2 separate regions of the Homo sapiens genome follow, and region 2 is linked to region 1. A link is a loop called in an ENCODE intact Hi-C map of the cell type or tissue named here. Cell type or tissue: ovary. All regions are shown on one strand. Links, peaks and the distances in the headings refer to the core of each region. The heading gives the core; the rest is flanking DNA.

Region 1 (8,726 bases), core at 303-8,302:
TAGGTCCTCCAAGGTCTGAGAGGCCTCGTTATTAGGAAGTCACTGGAGGGTGGGGGCAGAGGGAAGTCACTGCAGTGCCAGAGAGCTGACCGGCAGAGGGGAAATGGAGGCAGTGGGGGGATGTGTGGGAGTGTAGGGCAGGTGCGGAGTGGGCAGTATGTGACAGGGTTGGGACAGCTTTTGAGCTGGGACAGCCACGAAGAAGGTAGAGGGGCTGTCTAAGCAGCCTCCCCATCATGCTGGCCCATGTGGTCTTCTCCCATTCCTGAGGTGGGAGTTGGCATGGAATGCAGATTCAATGAGAAGTCTATTAAGGCCTTTGTCCTAGAGCCCAGGCACAGTGTTCTGCCTCCCCTACCAAGAGTCCAAGCTAGGGGAAAGTTCCTAGGGACATGGATCAGACAGCCTCTCTCCTTCCTTTGCACTCAACTGTGAACGGGGCTGGGGAGGTTGCTGGGGCTGGGAGCAGATGACCAGCTTCTGAGAGAATTAAGACCAGGCTCTAAGAGAAGCCACGGTCCCTCCCTGTGGCCCTGGAAGCCAGGAGGGACCAGGCAGGTGGGTCCTCATGGGCTACAAAGACTGGAGAACTGACCACCTGTCCCTCAAAATCAATGACCAGGACAGACGAAGATGAAACTTCAGAGCAAGGGGAGAGATGGGGGGTGGCAGTGTGGGGGTTGCAAAAGACCCTCCTGTGCACACACTGACTCTTCAGGACCCATTCCTGAAACATGGCTAAGATACACCTATGTGAGAAGCATGGGGTGGGGGAGGTGGGGATCAGGGAACTGCCCCACCCCAACCTCCTATGCACAGTCTCAGGGAGTGAAGCCATTCTCACTAGTTTTAAGGACAATGCGTTGACATGACAGCATTGACACTTAGACAGATGCTACAGGGAGCAAGGTGCAAGCTAGACCTGAGACTTGGGGGAGATGGTGCCCCTCCTGACCCATGACCCTCTCTGGACACAGGCAACCTTCATCTAATGTGAATCAATTGGGCAGGATGCACACATACAGCTTGGGATAAATTTTTCTAGAGGCCCCTTAGCTTTCATTTCTCTCAAAGAAAACCACCTGAAGGGAGCAGGGAACCCTTCCAGCGGTGTGCTGCCGCTGGCTGATGCCATGCTCAGTGAAGTCATATTGGTTGCTTGAAATGGACTGTGGTGAAAGTATTAACACCGTGGAAATAGACAAGCTCTATAAGTCAGGACGTTTTTCTCCCAGGGAGACAGTTGTTAAACATTTACCAGCACATCAGCACGTGCTGGACCCATCTCTGCTGACCCTGACTTTCTCTCCTCAGTGAATGGGAAGGCCACGGTCACCATTGAGAGCTGCGCCCCGACGCTGTTCATGTTCATGCTCAATGGCAAGCAAGAGCATGGGCTGCTGAGCCTAAGGAAGAATGGGATGAAGTTGGAGGTGTACCCTCCAACCATGGGCACTCACAAGCTGCAGATCTTTGCCAAGGGCAACTCCGACATCTACAGCTCAGTGCTGGAGTACACGCTCAAGTGCAATTATGTGGACATGGGTGTCCAGCTGCCTGCTGAGCTTCACCAGCCCGTGGGCCCCAGCTGGTTCTCGGAGCAGATGGGCATCATGAAGCCCTCCCACCCTGACCCTATCATCCACACCAGCGACGGGCGCTGCTCCATCAGCTTCAGCGTGGAGGAGGGCATTAATGTCCTGGCTTCCCTCCACGGGGATGATGGCCCCATCACTGAGGAGACACAGCGGCGCTACATCTTCCAGCTGCACCGGGAGAAGCAGACCGAGCTGAAAGTCCAGCTGCCCCATGCAGGCAAGTTTGCCCTCAAGATCTTTGTCAAGAAGAGGCAGGAACCAGGAAACTACATCTTCGTCTTTAATTACCTTGTATGCTGTGCCAACACCAAGGTGAACTGGCCCATGTTCCCTGAGAGCTTTGGCAACTGGGGACAGGACAATGAGCTGCTGGAACCTCTGTCAGGTGTGCTTCCTGCCAACCGGAATGTCCCATTCAAATTGAAGCTGCATGGTATTGCCAAAGTCCTGGTGAAGGGGCAGGACACATGGCCCCTGACCCTGAACCACGAGGGCTACTGGGAGGGAAGCTGCAGCACAGCTGGCTGCCAGGAAGTCTATGTCATGGTGCTGGAGAATGCCAACCACAATTTCTACTCCTACATCCTGAAATACAAAGTGAATGCCCAGTGAGGGCTGTGCCCCGGTCTTACCCTCCCAAAGGGCCAAGGCCAGACCTCCCCAGGGAGGGCTCGAAGGAAGTGCAGGGAGCCCTGGACACCACTGAGTCTGCATGAAATCCCTTCTAGGCCTCTGCCTCAGTGTCCCACCTCTGCCACAGGAGCTGTGATCTTTGTGTTCTGAAGGCTTCACTCAGGTGTGGCTGTGACTGAGGGGGCAGAGGCAGTGGCTCTTTAGAAGGAAAAGGTGCTATGTAAATCTAAGGTATTGTAAACTGTACACCTGCATCCAGATGCCCCTTCTCGTATTAGTGCTGCTGCTGTTGTTGTTGCTGTAGGGTTGATGAGGGAAAGCAGGGATATTGCCCAGGTTGACAGCTTTTCACATGATGCTTAGAGAATTCTCTTCCATGCCCAAGGGGACATGATTTGCAAGGCTGGGTTGTCCTTGAATCACAGAGCCCCTTTCAAGCAATATCACCGTGCCTCTCGACAGCTCCGAGCCCCCAGGGAATCTTGGACTATCTTCTCCTCCCAGACCTGATCATCTTCTGCATCCTGCTGCCTCTTCATTAGCTACTTCTTGTTCTTCAAGAGCCCAAGAAAAAGGGTGTGGTGAGGAAGCCAGCTGACCCACAACTGGCTGGAAGCTGATCGTCTCCAACATCCCTAAGTATAGTCAGGAATGTGACAACCAGAAAGTTGTGAGGAGACTGCAAAGCAAAGAGCAGCCCATGCCCGCTGTGGCTGTGCAGGTGGGAGGGACACTGTCGGCAGAGCTGCAGCCTTGGTCTGAGGGTGTAAGACCTCCAGCTCTGCTCTGAGAGGAGTACACAGGGCAGGTAGTTCAGTCTAAGGCCTGGAGTGCCCTCCAGGCCCTCACAGAGCCTGGGCCTCAGGCCCCTGCCCCACCTCCACAGAGAGCCTCCAGAGGCTGGCCAGGCCCTTGGGGAGTCTTGTGGATAGCCCTGAATAAGGACCTGGGCGCAGATCAGGTGAGTAGTGCAGTGCGGCAATGCCGAGGAGACTCACACTTTAACAGGGCTCTGCCTGCCCCCAGTGTCTCTACCAGCAAAGCCAGGGCTGGGAAGAATTCCAGCTGCACGAGAGCAGCTTTTGTGCCTGTCTCGGAGAAAACATCCTATCCCGTCTCCTTTCCTCCCTTCTCTGAGAAGACAGCCCCCTCCAGTCTCACCTTGCATGGGGACAGCTCAGGGCTCCTTGCTTGCTCAGGCACAGACTGAGAGGCCTCAGCTGCCCAGCTGGCCCTCAGCAGCGCCTCAGGCTGCCGTTGCCATGGCAACGGAGGAAAGGCTGACTTCAGCGAGGGCAGATAAGAGGGAAAGGCGAGAGAGGCCCCACATGGCCACTGCAGAACCATCCTGGCACACAGACATGCTCCCTGCTGAACTCCCGGCTTCTCCAGCTCCGTGGCCCCTGGCTGTCTCAGTGCCCCCCAACCCCTGAGAGCCAGCACTGCCTGGCACCTCTCCCCACAGCCCCTCCACAGGCCTCCAGGCTCAACCACAGCCAGGGCCAGCTGGGACCCTCATAGCTTCCTCCGTGGCACTCACCCTCACATCCCTGTATCCAACAAATGCTCACAGAAGTACCAGATGCTTGGGCTACAGAGGTGAACCAAGGGGGCCCGGCCCCTGCCATCCAGAGTACAGGGTGAGGAAACTGCCAGGCAGCAGCAGCCTTCCCTGCCCAGGCCTGACTGAAGATCCAGGCTCCAGACACTTCTGTTCATTATCCCCCGGGATCCCTCCCCTAAAAGTCCCCACTGCCACCCAGCACGGTGGCCTAGCCCAGAACCAGCTCACAAGGGTGCCCATCATCCAACAGGCCGGCGGCCTCGAGCAAAAGGGGTGTCTCCCCTGGGGGGCTGAACTGTCCTGGGCAGGTCCTGCGCCCTCCGCAGTCTCTGCCACCGAGGCCACCCAGCCAGCCTCGTGTCACTCACACCTGAAAAATGCACAAAGGCCCCGGAGGCATAACAGCTATGCACCACCACAGGGAAACAAAGGGAGTTTTACACCCTGAAAACAGCCGTCTTGCACACTTCTGATTTTATGGGCTTAAAGAAATGTGTTTGTTTCATCAAAACAATAAGTGCCTTCGATGACGCATGTCACTCACTGGACCCCGCGCTGGCTGCCTCGCTTAGTCCTGCTGGAGACCCCCATACCTTTTCGATATGCAATATAATTAATCAATACATCCTGGAGCATTGCAGAGAATGCCACCCAGCAAAATAGGAGCTGTCCCCAGCACCAGAGAGGGAGGCCCCGCCCCTCAAAGCACCGCAGGGCATCAGCAAGCCCCTCCCTCTCGTTTAACTAGGCACCCCCTTTGTAAAGACAGCTGTAGGCGCAGTCAGAAAATCACCTGCATTTCTTTCCACTGAAGTAAAAATACATGAAATGAAATCTAATCTTCATGAATTTTTACACGCATGCTGCTCAGGGTAGACATTCGGAGTTGCATTTTGAAGGCTTTTCTTTAAATCCCCATCTTTGTTTCCCGGGCGACGAGTCCCAGTCGCCGGCGGAATGGCACGGGCGCCCCCAGGTGTCCGAAGTGCGGAGCTGCCGGCGCTGCACACCGCGAGGCTGATCTATCACCGGGCTTTTTCGCAGAACTTGAAAATGCTGTGGAAATGTTTATGTTAAAATCACTAGGTGCTTTCTCGTGGCTTCTCAGCGCTACCTTATGTGTACACGGAGGACATCTTTGTCACGCACAAGCTGTGAGGGCATCCTGGGGGACAACCTGGTGTGTTGAAAAGACAAGGGATGTGATGGGACTGTTTTGCCTGGAAATAACTTCTTGAAACAGAAGCACTTGACATAGGACTGGATGGAACAGCTGTGACTACACTCATTACTATACCATTGAAGGATTGGAACCGATCAAACTCAGAAAGTATCTGCTTGCAATTCTCAGGATGGCAGCCCCCAGGCCACAGGGCAGAAGGGAACCGAGGGTGGAGGAGTGGTGGGCAGAGGCACTACAACCACAACTTCAGTACACTTCTTTCCAGCTTGTTTCAGAAGTGCCATAGCTCAGCTGGACTCCATTTTCAATCTGATTATGATCATTGTGAGTTCCCCATATGTTACATTGTCCTACCAGGACAGCCTCCTCACTGCCTGCTAAGATTAAAAGTAAATAAATAGACTAACTGAAGCATGAAGGATTTCGGCTAGACATAAAGAACTATTTCCTGTTGTTAAGCAGGAGGGACAAGTTGCCAAGAAAGTTTGTGAAATCCTCTTCTCAAAGGACTTGAAAAGGAGAAAAGTTTTCCCAGTGGTCTGAGGTTTTAGATGCCATGTTCACTAGAAGGAGTGGGTTTTCTCCTCTCCAAACCAATTAATTCCTGAGATATCCTGGTCTGCCTGCAGCAAACAGAGGGTTAACAGCATCACTACATCATTTGCTATTGGCAAAATTTTCGAAGATGGTGTGCCTCTATTGCCCGCCTCAGTTTATCTTAGGTCTATAATTTCTTTTCATTTGGAGTAAGTAGTCGGCAATTGAAAGAGGTGATTACTTCTCATAATGTGTGCATTGAGTTGTGTGGGCCGGTGGCTGTTGAGTATGCTTTCTCCATGTTGTTGCTGGTGTTGTTTTTCAATAAAATTTATATTCATTTTTATCCAACAATGTAATTATCGATTCATTCTTATCATGTATCTCACAAGGTGGGAAATGGAGAGAAACAGGAAAAATGCTTTCATGTTCAAAGGAAGCCCTAGAAAAAAATCAATGTCCCAGCCAGTTGAATGCGACGGTGAGATGCGAATGGAATGTCAGGCAAATAGCTATTTCACATTAAAGAAAACATAATCAGGTTAGCTCCAGCCACTCTATGGTTCACATGCCTTTGAAGAACACGAAGGCACTGTTTCTTTCATTGAATCTTGTTTAACTTGAAAATTTTAAAGTCAATCCTAATTTATTTTTACAGTGGGAGAAAAAAAATTACCAAAAATGCCTATCAGCCTACTTTTCTTTTGAATGTATATAAATATGTACTTCTTGATATTCATATACATGCAGAAACTTTCCAGCCGGTCACCTAAGCAGATTATTCATAAACTAGACATTTAGAGAAATACAGAAAATGAAAAATCCAGACATTTCTGAGAAGCTGCTGTAACCATGGAGACCATTCTCGTAGCTGTAGTGTGAAGGACAAAAAGAACTTGTGTTCCCAAATCTGGCTTCGTCATGTCTCTCGCTGCTAGATCCACAAAAACGAGGCCCAGCATGCTTCTCCTTAGGAAGGAGACCCGGCAGCATATTAAGAGGAAGTCAGAAGAAACAGTCTTCCACACAAAAGAAGGAGTAGCTCTTGAGTTATTAGAACAGTCTGAAAATGCCATCCCCAAAGCTGGAGTGGATGACCTCCAATGTCCCTTCCAGTCCGGAGAGTTTGTGATGCCGTGTCTCTGTGAACAGATGCTGGCAGGCAGTGGGCCTGGGGTTGTCAGTTACAGAACATCTGAAGGGCCCTGCTGTGGAACATCTGAAGGGCCCTGCTGTGTTAAGAGCCTGCCCCTGGAGCCCCTGGCAGACTGCACTGCTGGCTCCTCTCTTGCCTGAGGGCAAGGGGCTGGAGAAAGCCCAGCAGAGGGACCAAAGGGGAAGAACAGCCTCTGACAGGATGCTGGTTCTGTCTGATTTTGCAAGCAGAACTAAAGGAAACTGAAAGTTAACGGGGATGTCCTCTTTGGGGTGTCCCACAGGCATCTCCGAGTCAAAAGATGCTAAACTGGAGTTACTTCTCTCCCTCAAATTACTCCCAACTCCTCCTGGGTCCCCAGTTCAGTAAATGCATCCCTATCCAACCAGATAACTAAGTTAGACTCATGGCAGTCACTGGTGATGAAACCCAGTCCCTTCTGGATGTGTCTCACCTCCCACCTGCTCTCCCAACTCCACCTTCTCTCCTTTCCCACGACCTGCTACAAACCAGGTCCTCATGATCTCAGCTATACTGTTTGTGTCTTATACTTTCCATGGGGAGATGAAGCCTCCCGGCCCTATTACTGTCCACAATGGCCTCCCATTCATATATTCTTATCACACTAGGACGATAGGGTTGTTAAGACAAGGTTTCCAAGAAATCCTTTCAGAACAATCTCACCATCTCTGGAAAGACATAATTGGTATTAGGCACTAGCGGGAAAGGCAGGTCTTCAACAAAAAACTGGTTTTTATAGGGAATCGGAAAGAAGCACTGTCTCCTTTTTCTCTAAAGAGACAAGGTGCCAAGGCCACCCAGTCAGCCTCGTGTCACTCATGCCCGAAAAATGCACAAAGGCCCCAGAGGCATAATAGTTATGCACCACCACAGGGAAACGAGGGGTGTTTTACACCCTGAAAACAGCCTTTTTGCACACCTTTGATTTTACGGGCTGAAAGAAATGTATTGTGTTTCATCAAAATAATAAGCACCTTCGATGATGCATGTCACTCGCTGGACCCCACACTGGCTGCCTCGGCCTACTTCACTACTGGGTGAGGGTATGCAGGGTGGCTCTTCGTACCACAGCCAGGCGGGGGACTCAATGGGGTGCAGAGGTGGAGCCCTACCTGCAGGTAAACAAGCTCCATCTTGAAGCCAGACTCTCCACATCCATGGCTTCCAGCTTATTTCCCTCCTGTCCTCCTGCACCAACAGCAGCACAGATCATATGTTCAGGTGGACCAGTTCTATTCCCAGGAGAACAGATGCTGAGACACAGTAGGAATGTAAACAGTGTGCTGGAGGCAATACCTGTGGAAGTTAAAAGGGAGGGGGGAAGCAGGATGAGTCAGAGAGAAGCTCAGACAATGGTGCAAGTCTGACCAAGTCCCAGCCAACCCAACAGGAAGTTCCAAAACAAAGATTTGTATTAGAAGAGTCTGGAGCTGTACAGAAATGGCCAGGCCCTAGAGAAACCATCATGCTCAGCCACTTGCTGGGGCTGCCTGGCAAGAGCTTGGCCTCAGTTCAAAAGCTCAGGCAGACCTTGAAGGTGCTAACACCTGGAGTCTCTCCGCGACCTGCACTCCTTGCAGAGAATCAGCAACTTCTTCCAGAAGGGAGACCTGTGCAGCACACACAAGTTAACTTGCCTATGCTATGGAGGGTTCAGGAAAGACTGGGTGAGGGTTCTGTGTGTGCAGTCAGCATACCCAAAGCCATCTGGGATCCAGCAATCACTGAAAAGTCTTCACAAGATGGTTTGTGGAAGGGACAGCGGCCTCTACATAGGAGAAATATGTACTCCAAGGGCCCACTTTCAAGGTGTTGTGGACTAATTTGATGAAAGGCAGCTTCTTTCTTATTTCTCCTTCTCTCCCTCTTGCCCCTGCCATCCAGGGAAGCCTCAACACAACAGCCAAGAGGATCGCTCCATGCTGCACTCTTACTTAAAACCGACCAATGGTTCCCCATTGCTCAGGGATGAGACTAGACCCCCACTCTGGCCTCACACTGCTTTCTCCACTTTGTCTCCCATCACTCTCCCTG
Region 2 (8,726 bases), core at 307-8,306, 150 kb before region 1:
GACGCCAGAGACAAAGGTAAGACAGGACCAGTTTATGCAGAAATGCCAATGAGCTAGCAAATGAAGGCCCTGATTCCTAAAAAGTCACAGGTCTAGCCTCAAAGGTCTAATCTTATAATAAGGCATAGGGTCAGAGACTGTATTAGTCTCCTGTTGCCACAGGAACAAATTACCACACGCTTAGTGGCTTAAAACAACACGGATTTGTTACTGAACAGTTCTAGAGTCAGAAGTCTAAAACCAAGGCGTAAGCAGAGCTGCATTCCTTCTGAAGGCTCTAGGGGAGAATCTGTTTCCTTGCCCTCTCCAGCGACTACAGGCCACCTGCATTCCTGGCTTTTGGTCCCTTCTTCTGCTTTCAAAGCCAGCAAGTTAGCATCTTTTCTGTCTGACCTTCCTGCCTCCCTTTTATAAGGACCCTCGTGATTACATCAGACCACCTAGGTAATTCAGAGTAATCTCACCATCTCACAATAATTAACTGAATCACATCTGCAGAGTCCCTTTTACCATGGGAGGTAACACATGCACAGGTTCCAGGGATTAGGATATGGACATCTTTGGCGAGGCCATTATTTAGCGTACCACAGAAATGAATTCTGGACACCCACAGATCTCAACTCAAGTTGCTAAGGGCAGTTCTCATAGGAAGTGAACCCTCAGGAAGGTCCTGAGGTGTGAACTTGAAGTGACTATCTTAGATCAGGGCCAATCTGAGGGGAGTTTAAGTGTCCCTGAACAAAGATTCAGCAGCCCTAGATCAGGAGATAATCAATAAATACCTGCAAAATGTTAAATGGCTAAGTGGCCTTGGCTTCACTCCTTAGGCCTTACTTAGGTTTCTCATGTGTGAACCGAAGAACACCCACCCCGCATACCTTCTGGGCGGCTGAGACCATCTAGTCTGCAGAACAGTGAGAGAGCAAATGTTGCTGTAAAGCCATCCAGTTTTCGGGCTTTTGTTACAACAGCCACAGTAAACGACTACAACACCCTAAGGGCTGTCTTTGTGCCAGGCATTATGTTGGCTACTGACAAATCAAGACATGGGCCCCTGCCATTGAGAAGTCCAGAGGCTAAAAGTAATTGCAAGATGAATCATTCATTTATTCAATGAATATTTACTGCATATGTACTGTATGAGCCGAGAAAAAGAGACCCAGTTCCTAACCTCATGGCACTTACAATCAGAGTTGTTACAGTCCTGGAGTTTACACTTGGAGTTTGCAATTGTGCCGTTTACAAGCCAGGCTTCAAATACATGGTTATATGTGATAGAAGCGTGTAACAGGCATAATAATTATCAGTTCTATCAGAAGCAGGGTGGGCACCTTAGATACATCATCGTGATGATTTTCAGGAGAGGTAACAAGTAGATTCTGATAAACACTTTGTGGTTTCCAAACCTTTCACTGTATTCCCCACTAGATCATCTCTGCCATCCTGATGCCCCTCCTTCCACCTGGCTGCACCTTCTCTGCTTTCCATTCCCCCCAAATTCCCCTCCACGGAGGGGCACATGGAAGTGCTCAGAACTTTGCTCCTCCCTAACACTGTCTCCTGCAGACCTAATGACTCCTATGGCTTTAGCACCACTACCTTTGGTGGGGACCCCCAAGGTTTGCCTTCCAACCAGACTCGTCAGTTACAATTCTGCACCATGCACCACCCCCCAAGGGCCCCTAGCCCCTCACTCCCAGTGTGTCTCCCCACAATCTCCTATACATGCATGTGCACATCTGACTTAAACTCAGTTACTTCTCATCTCTTTCCTAACTTTGTACATTTTTTCTGTCTTTAGGATGGAAAATTTTGGAGTAATTCTTGATTCCTCTTTTTCTACTCCTACCTCCAATATTCTGCCAATCATCAAATCCTGTCCATATTTAATAAGTATTACTGAATTGCAGTATTGATAAAACAACCTTGTCCTGAGAGTCCAGAGTTCTGAGTTTTAGCCCAGAGTCTAACTGTTTGACCATGAAATTATTTATGTAACTCATTTTGCTTGTCTGTGAAATGGGAGTTTGAGCAAGATAAGCTTTAAGGACTCTGGCAAATATTGCTGGTTGCCTACCCACTATCCATTCTCCTTTTACTCCTTAACAAAACCCTGATTCTTTCCTGGGAAGTGATATGCTCAGCCACAAACCCTGGTGCTCCCTAGCATCCAGTTTTGCCCTAAGGATGGCATTTGCTGCATCCTGTGTGTCCTCCTGGTCACAGAATCATCAGTGGCTGTGGGTAAGCAGCTGGTCCTTCATGCAAAAGATGAAAAAGGAAAGCATCTGCTTGCTTGATATCTCCATGGGAACATGGTGGTCTGTGCTTTAGAGGCTCAGAACCTGAGAGCAGGACAGACATTGGAGTCCACTGGGTCCCTATTTCCATCTGGCTCAGAGACCCAGACATGTGCAGGGTCTATGATTGCTACAAGATTCTCTGCCGTTGAACACATTCTGGGCCCATATAGCAGTTTCTCCTACTAGCCCTGGTCTCCCTTTTGGAGCTGGAAAAACAAGATGTGTGACAGCCCTTCAGATGTGACAGGTGCCCCCATCCCTGGAGTCTCCTCTTCTTCAGGTTCAGCTGGACCTTCAGCCTGTCAGGGCAGGACTGGTTTCCAGACCCCACACTGTACTGGTTTCTCAAATGTATTAGATAGCAGCCCTCCATCCCTGCACACCTAGGACTAGACTCCCCTCACGAGGCTGTCAATAAGGATACTTTGGGGCTGGGAGCAGTGGCTCACGCCTGTAATCCTAGCACTTTGGGAGGCCAAGGTGGGCAGATCACTTGAGCCCAGGAGTTTGAGACCAGCCTGGGCAACATGTCAAAACCCCATGTCTAAAAAAAATACAAAAACTATCCAGGTGTGGTGGCACACACCTGCAGTCTTAGCTACCCCCAGCTACTTGGGAGGCTGAAGTGGGAGAATCGCTTAAGCCCAGGAGGTCGAGGTTTCATTGAACTGTAATCATATCACTGCATTCCTGCCTGGGCAACAGAGTGAGACCCTGTCTCAAAAAAAGGATACCCTTCATAACTATTTAGGGGCCTCCCCAACACCTTGCCAAAAGTACAGTGCTAAGATGAAAGTTTCCCAGCTCTCTATGGGGAGTCCCTTCGGGAATGATCTCTACACAAAGGCCATAGGGAATTGTCTCCAATCTTAACCTGAACTCAGGAAGGCTACAACATAGAAGTCCAGAAGTTCTGTTATAAGATGCCATTTAGACCCAAAATACTGAAGTGTTCCTGGGGTGCCACATGGAGAGTGCCCTGCTCGGGCTGGGCAAGTTCCCAGCACAAAGGGCTCAATTACTGCCAGAAGCTCCTCTATACAACCTGCCTCCAGCCCCTCTGGCTCCAGCTTCCTGGCAGGGACTAAATAAAGCTTCCCTTGTCCCCTGGATGGGGCTCAGGTCATGCTGTGGACCCGTGTGAGCCTTTCTTCAAACCAGGTGGAAACCCCTCTGACACCATCCCTCAGGGGCAAAGTATGAGTATTATTTTGTGTTGTTTCATCAGTCACTGGTTACCTAAGCATTGCTTTTGGAAAACTCAAAGCACCAGTCAGTTCTCACAGCTCTTTCTGCCATCAAACACTCAAGAGGACCAGGTGAGTATTTAACTTATAATTGCTTAGCAACAGGTATCCAGGCTACGCAGGGGACTTACCAAGTTGTGGTTCCTCTCAGGATCTTCTCCACAGAAAGGAGCCAGGCTGAAAGAGGGATGGGGAAAGAAGCTGAGACTGAGCCCCAGTCCAGAAGAGGCACCTTGAGCAAGGCTGGAGAAAGCCCTCTGGTGTGGAGATGCCCCAGCCTCAAGCAGCTGGCACAATGAACAAACAAAGTAGGGTGATTTCTCCTGCTCAGAGGCCAAATCAGCCAAGGAGGAGCCTTGCAGTCACCCTAGAGCCAAAGTGCCCTGTGCATATAATGTGGTAGACTCACCCCTTATCTCCAGCTGAGCCCCCTGGAGATGCTCTCTGGGATCGGAGATGCTGATCACCTGAGAGCTGTGGCGCCATTCACAGACTCTCCACTAGAGGTCAGCTCTGGGTGAACACAGGGCTCTGCCCCTTCTCCTGGCTGGGAGCTCCAGGGCCTCCAGGGGCTCAGGGCTCAGGGCTCAGGGCTCAGGGCTCAGGGTTCAGGGCTCTGGCCTCTGGAAGGAGCTACCAGATAGGTGAATGTTGAAGTGCTCCCATCTCCCTTCTTTGTACCTGCTGTATCCTCCATAAATCAGCTCTCAGAGACAACATGGCCCAGCACCCTTCCTCTGAAGTCAGAATGACCTAATGACTCCTGTGGCTTTAGCACTGCTACCTTTAGTAAGGACCCCCAAGACATGAAGCCCAGCTGCCCAGGGACCCACATGTCTTGGCCAAGATACCTGCAGTGAAGAGGGAGCCCAGGGTGCAGCTGAGATAGGGAAAGTCCTGTTAGACTTGTCCATGAGACCCCCAAATGTCCCTCCTAGCCCTCTGGAGGTCTGTTTCCCATTTACTCATTGGGCTAGGGGGAAGGAGCTAAATGCTTGCCTGTCTCTATCTAGGAGTCATGGTTAGGAGTGGAGCAGATGGGGGCGTGGCGTCTGGAGCCCTTTTTAAGAAGACAAAAGTATGGCATACATTTGGGTGCTGGACTAACTGAACTCTTAAAAGAAATCTCACTTTGTAGAACACAGAAAATCAGAGCTGCCCTAGTTAGAGGAGGGTAGACACACTCCCAACTTCTGAGTGTCCCTCGGACACCCACCCTCCTGACCCCAGTTTTGAGCAGCCACTGAGGCACCTCTTGGAGAAGCCGAGAGTCTCAAGTACAGCTTGAAAATCATCAGGCAAGGCATCCTGAGGCCTTGAGCATCACCATAAGCCCAGACAGCATCCCCTCAATGCATGTGTTCCTGTCTGATAAAGGAAGGGAGTTGTGAAGCAAGAGGAGACCCTCCTCACACTGGGCAGCCATTGTGTTGACAAGATGAGCTGCATCATCTACCAAAACCCCAGAAGAAAATGCTGGCCTTCTGAGTAGATTCCTGGCGGGCGAATATGGGCAGCCCAGGGTCTCTGAGCATTAGCCCCACTGCTCTCATGGTTGCTTGGCCTAGCCAGACAGCCTCAGGGCATTGGAGGACAAGGAAGAGAGTCCCTGAGGCTATGGCACCACTTCGCCTGCTGGTGGTGTGTGTAGCCCCATCACCGTGTGTGTGATGCAGCCAAGCCAAGGCAGGAGGGAATGTGCTCCACCCCAGCAGGGGCCATTCACCAGGAAGGTCCTTTGGGCTCAGGGATGCCATTTCATCATATTTTTGGCAAAGACTGAACAATGTATAAAGGGACATTGTACATTGTCCACAGGAACTTCCTGAAAAGAGGAGCCAGATCTTAAAACACAAGAGCAACACACATGCATAGAACCCCCACGTGCAAGCACAAACCTCACAGATACTCACAAGATGCACACACTAGTGTGTGGCTTACACGTTTGTGTCCCACACTTCTATGCACTGAGGCAGTATTGCAAAACGGTCAGGAGTGTGGATGCTGAGCCTAGAGAACTCTGTTCTGTCTAGCTCTGTGTCCTCAGGTAAGTTACCCCACCTCTCTGAACTTTTCTTTCCTCATTTGAAAAAGTGCATGCGTCAGAATTATCTACCTCCAAGGCGCATTATGAGGATGGGCTGGAAAACTTACCTGCAAACTCCCAGCCTGAGATTAGTGCCTGACCATTGGAATGTGACTGTGTATGTTTTCCTACCATGATAGGCTAAGTCAGGGGAGCAAAGACTCTGGAAATCATGAGGTGCTTGCTTGTCTTATGCTCTAGGTGATGGGCCCTGGCCCTGGTGGCTGTTGCTGTCTTTATGCCAGTTTTCCAGCTCCAGAGGTCTATGGAGACCAAGGGTCCTTAGCTCACTATGTGTCACAAGACCTGCAGCATGTGGGCCATCAGAGGGATGGCATTTGTGCACTTTCGGCCCATATAGTGCTTGCTGGGAAGGCCCAGGAGTCAATGACAAATCCCCATGGAGGCAGGCACTGACCGCAGGGAGACAATAAGAGGGAAAGAGAGCTAGGATAAATATAGAGGAGAAACTCTAAATAGAGTGGTGACAGATGCAAAGAGAACGAGTAGACACGGTCTGTATATAGAGCTCAGCTTAGAAAGACCATACAGAGGCAGACAGCCAGACACCCACTGATAGACAGGCAGAAACATAGTGAGAAAGACCATTCTCCAGGATCATGGGCTCGAGTAATTGCTCATGCACAGACACCCACACTTGAGGACAGAGAAAAAAAAAGATGAAAACACAGATCCCCATCTGCCTATGACCTTCGTGCCCACTTCGTGCCTGAACTCCCCAGAGGCCCTTTCTTCTCAGCAGCTGTGTTTCTGCCAGGCTCCTGGCCACCAGACCCATATCATGCCCGGGCAGTGGTAGAGCCTGGAAGCGGTAGGCAGAGAGTGGGGCAGAGCAGGTCACCAGCAAGCTGAAGCAGGGGGAGGAGGAGACACAGTGGCTTCAAACAGTTCAGGGTCCAGTGTGGCCATAGGCAATTACCAAGGAGCCCTCACTTGTCAGCCCTGAATTTTAATGGTATTAATGAGACCTCATGTAATTTTCTCCCCGGATAAGGTGCTTTTCTTCTACAATTGCTGGTCCCGTGCACCTGTACCTCTCCCTTGTCCTGGCTTTGCCCACTCGGTGTCAGGGAAGGGGAGCACAGCTGACATCTTTTCTGTCTTCTTTTTATTATTGTAATTAATTATTTGCAAGGGGGATAAATGAGTGTGCTGTCTATGTATGTAATCATCTGACATCCCATTGGTAATTTCCTGCAGGAGGAGTTGGCTGCTGTCCACCGCTGCGAAATGAGGGTGCAAGAGAGAGAGGGCAAAGCAGGAGAAATGAGGCTGGAACATGCCCAGCCCAGCCAATCCTCCTCGGGCTTCCCTCTCCTTGACAGGGAGGTCAGTCATGTATCATGCACGCAGCTCATATGTGTTGGACACTTTCCTCAGGCACAGGGCTGGTTGTGGTAATGGCCACACCTGGTAAGGCCTCTGTCATCCTGGGAAGTCCTCCCAAATGTCCATATGCAGAGTGTTCTGGAGATGGGTTAACTCACCCAAAAACATCTACTCTTGGGTTCTCTCTGGTTCCCTCTTGCCCCTTCAAGTAGTCTTTCTTGGTCTCTTTTATTGATTATGCTTTTTACTTCTTGCCCTTTAAGTGCTGGGGTTCTCAAGATGTCCCTCTTGGCCCTCTTCTCTGCTCACTGTAAAGCACTAGTTCAGGAAGTCCATCCACCCTCAACACATGCTGGGCAAGCCTGCTGGCTTGAGTCAGGCCCAGGGGAGTAGTGAGGAAAGCCCCGTCCCTGCCCACAAGGAGCTCCATCTTCTAGGAACGCAGCCAGAAACACAACTCCAATAAAACCAATGAGCTCTGTCTTTGTGGACTATAAGAAGTGCTGAGGGAGCCCAGACTTTTTTTTCCCTTTCTGGAAAATGAGGATTTTCATGGAGTCTTATAGAGTTGTTGGGATTATTGAATAATGGAAAGTGCTTAGAACAGTGCCTGGGAAAATGTTAAGGGCTCAGTAAAGTAAGACGCATAAATATAATATCCTGAGCCACTTCGGTCTCTAGCCCAGACCTTTCCCTGTGGTTGCAGATAAACATACCTACCCCTTCCCCCAGCCACATCCATGTGGGCATCCAGCTGGCACCTCAAATCCTACAGGTCCCAGTGGAACTCATCTCCCACCATCTATGAGTGCTCCCAACAGTGACAGCACAGCCATTCACCCATGGCTCCAGTTGCCTGAGCTAGAACCTCGGAGCCATCTCTCACCCCCACCTAAGCAGTCATAGTGCCCTGGGAAGTCTAGTGGGGTCGGGCTGAGGTATGAAAACCCCTGAACTAAAAGCATGTAGGTTCATCAAAAAGTTAAGCATCAAATTAGCCTATAGGCATATACTCATAGATATTTACTCAAAATAATTGAAAATAGGTACTCAAATCTTTGTACAGAAACACATAGCAGCACTATTCACGATAACCAAAAGGTCAGCCAGTGGATGAGTGGATAAATGAAAAGTGGTATGTACTTACAATGGAATATTATTCAGCCATAAAAAGGAATGAAGTACATTCTACAACATGGATGGACTTTTAAATAATTATACTAAGTGAAAGAAACTAGATCAAAAAGGTCACACATTGTGTGATTCTAGTTATATGAAATGTCCATATTGTATGATTCTAGTTACATGAAATGTCACATATTGTGTGATTCCAGTTATATGAAATAGGCAAATCTATTCAGACAGTTAATGGGTGAAACGGTTTCCTTTGGAGTAACAGGAATGTTGTGGAACTAGACAGAGGTGGTGGTTGCACAATATTGTGAATCCATAGGAATTCCATTGTGAATCCATAGGAAATCCATTGTGAATCCATAAATGCCACTGAATTGCTCACTTTTAAACAGTGTTATGTTGTAGAAATTTCATCTCAATTTTTTTAAAAAGCAAACAAAGCTTTCTCTGGAGACTCTGTTGGTTTTGGACATAAACCCCTTTCTTCTGCCAGCCCAGAAATGCCCAGCACTTCTAGGCAAGAAAGACTCATGGTATGGAGGCTAAGTGGGAAAGATAAGGCCAGAGGATCAATACATGGCTTGTAGGAAGCCCCTTTGTTCCCCA

Evidence for each region. Peaks named below come from ENCODE experiments on the same cell type or tissue, not always from the same donor. Only the 100,000 strongest peaks of a DNase experiment are listed, where the experiment ranks them.
Region 2: a loop joins it to region 1, with 2.5 times the contacts of the local background. A loop is called at or near these places in 42 of 110 quality-filtered maps.

What each region holds. Positions count from the first base shown.
Region 1 is chr3:134,597,063-134,605,788 of GRCh38, reverse strand. It overlaps KY (kyphoscoliosis peptidase), which reads left to right. Exons shown (of 11, transcript NM_178554.6): 11 at 1,315-5,866. The coding sequence ends at 2,210. It also overlaps a transcript of CEP63 not described here. Among named protein-coding and RNA genes, the nearest start is that of KY, 50 kb to the left of the region's middle. RefSeq lists a silencer at 1,428-1,722. In ovary, for the core only: a CTCF peak has its summit at 4,772 (motif pointing left); DNase peaks (open chromatin) are centred at 3,500 and 4,768.
Region 2 is chr3:134,750,660-134,759,385 of GRCh38, reverse strand. It overlaps a transcript of CEP63 not described here. Among named protein-coding and RNA genes, the nearest start is that of EPHB1, 40 kb to the left of the region's middle. In ovary, for the core only: no CTCF peak of the experiment used is centred there; a DNase peak (open chromatin) is centred at 4,055.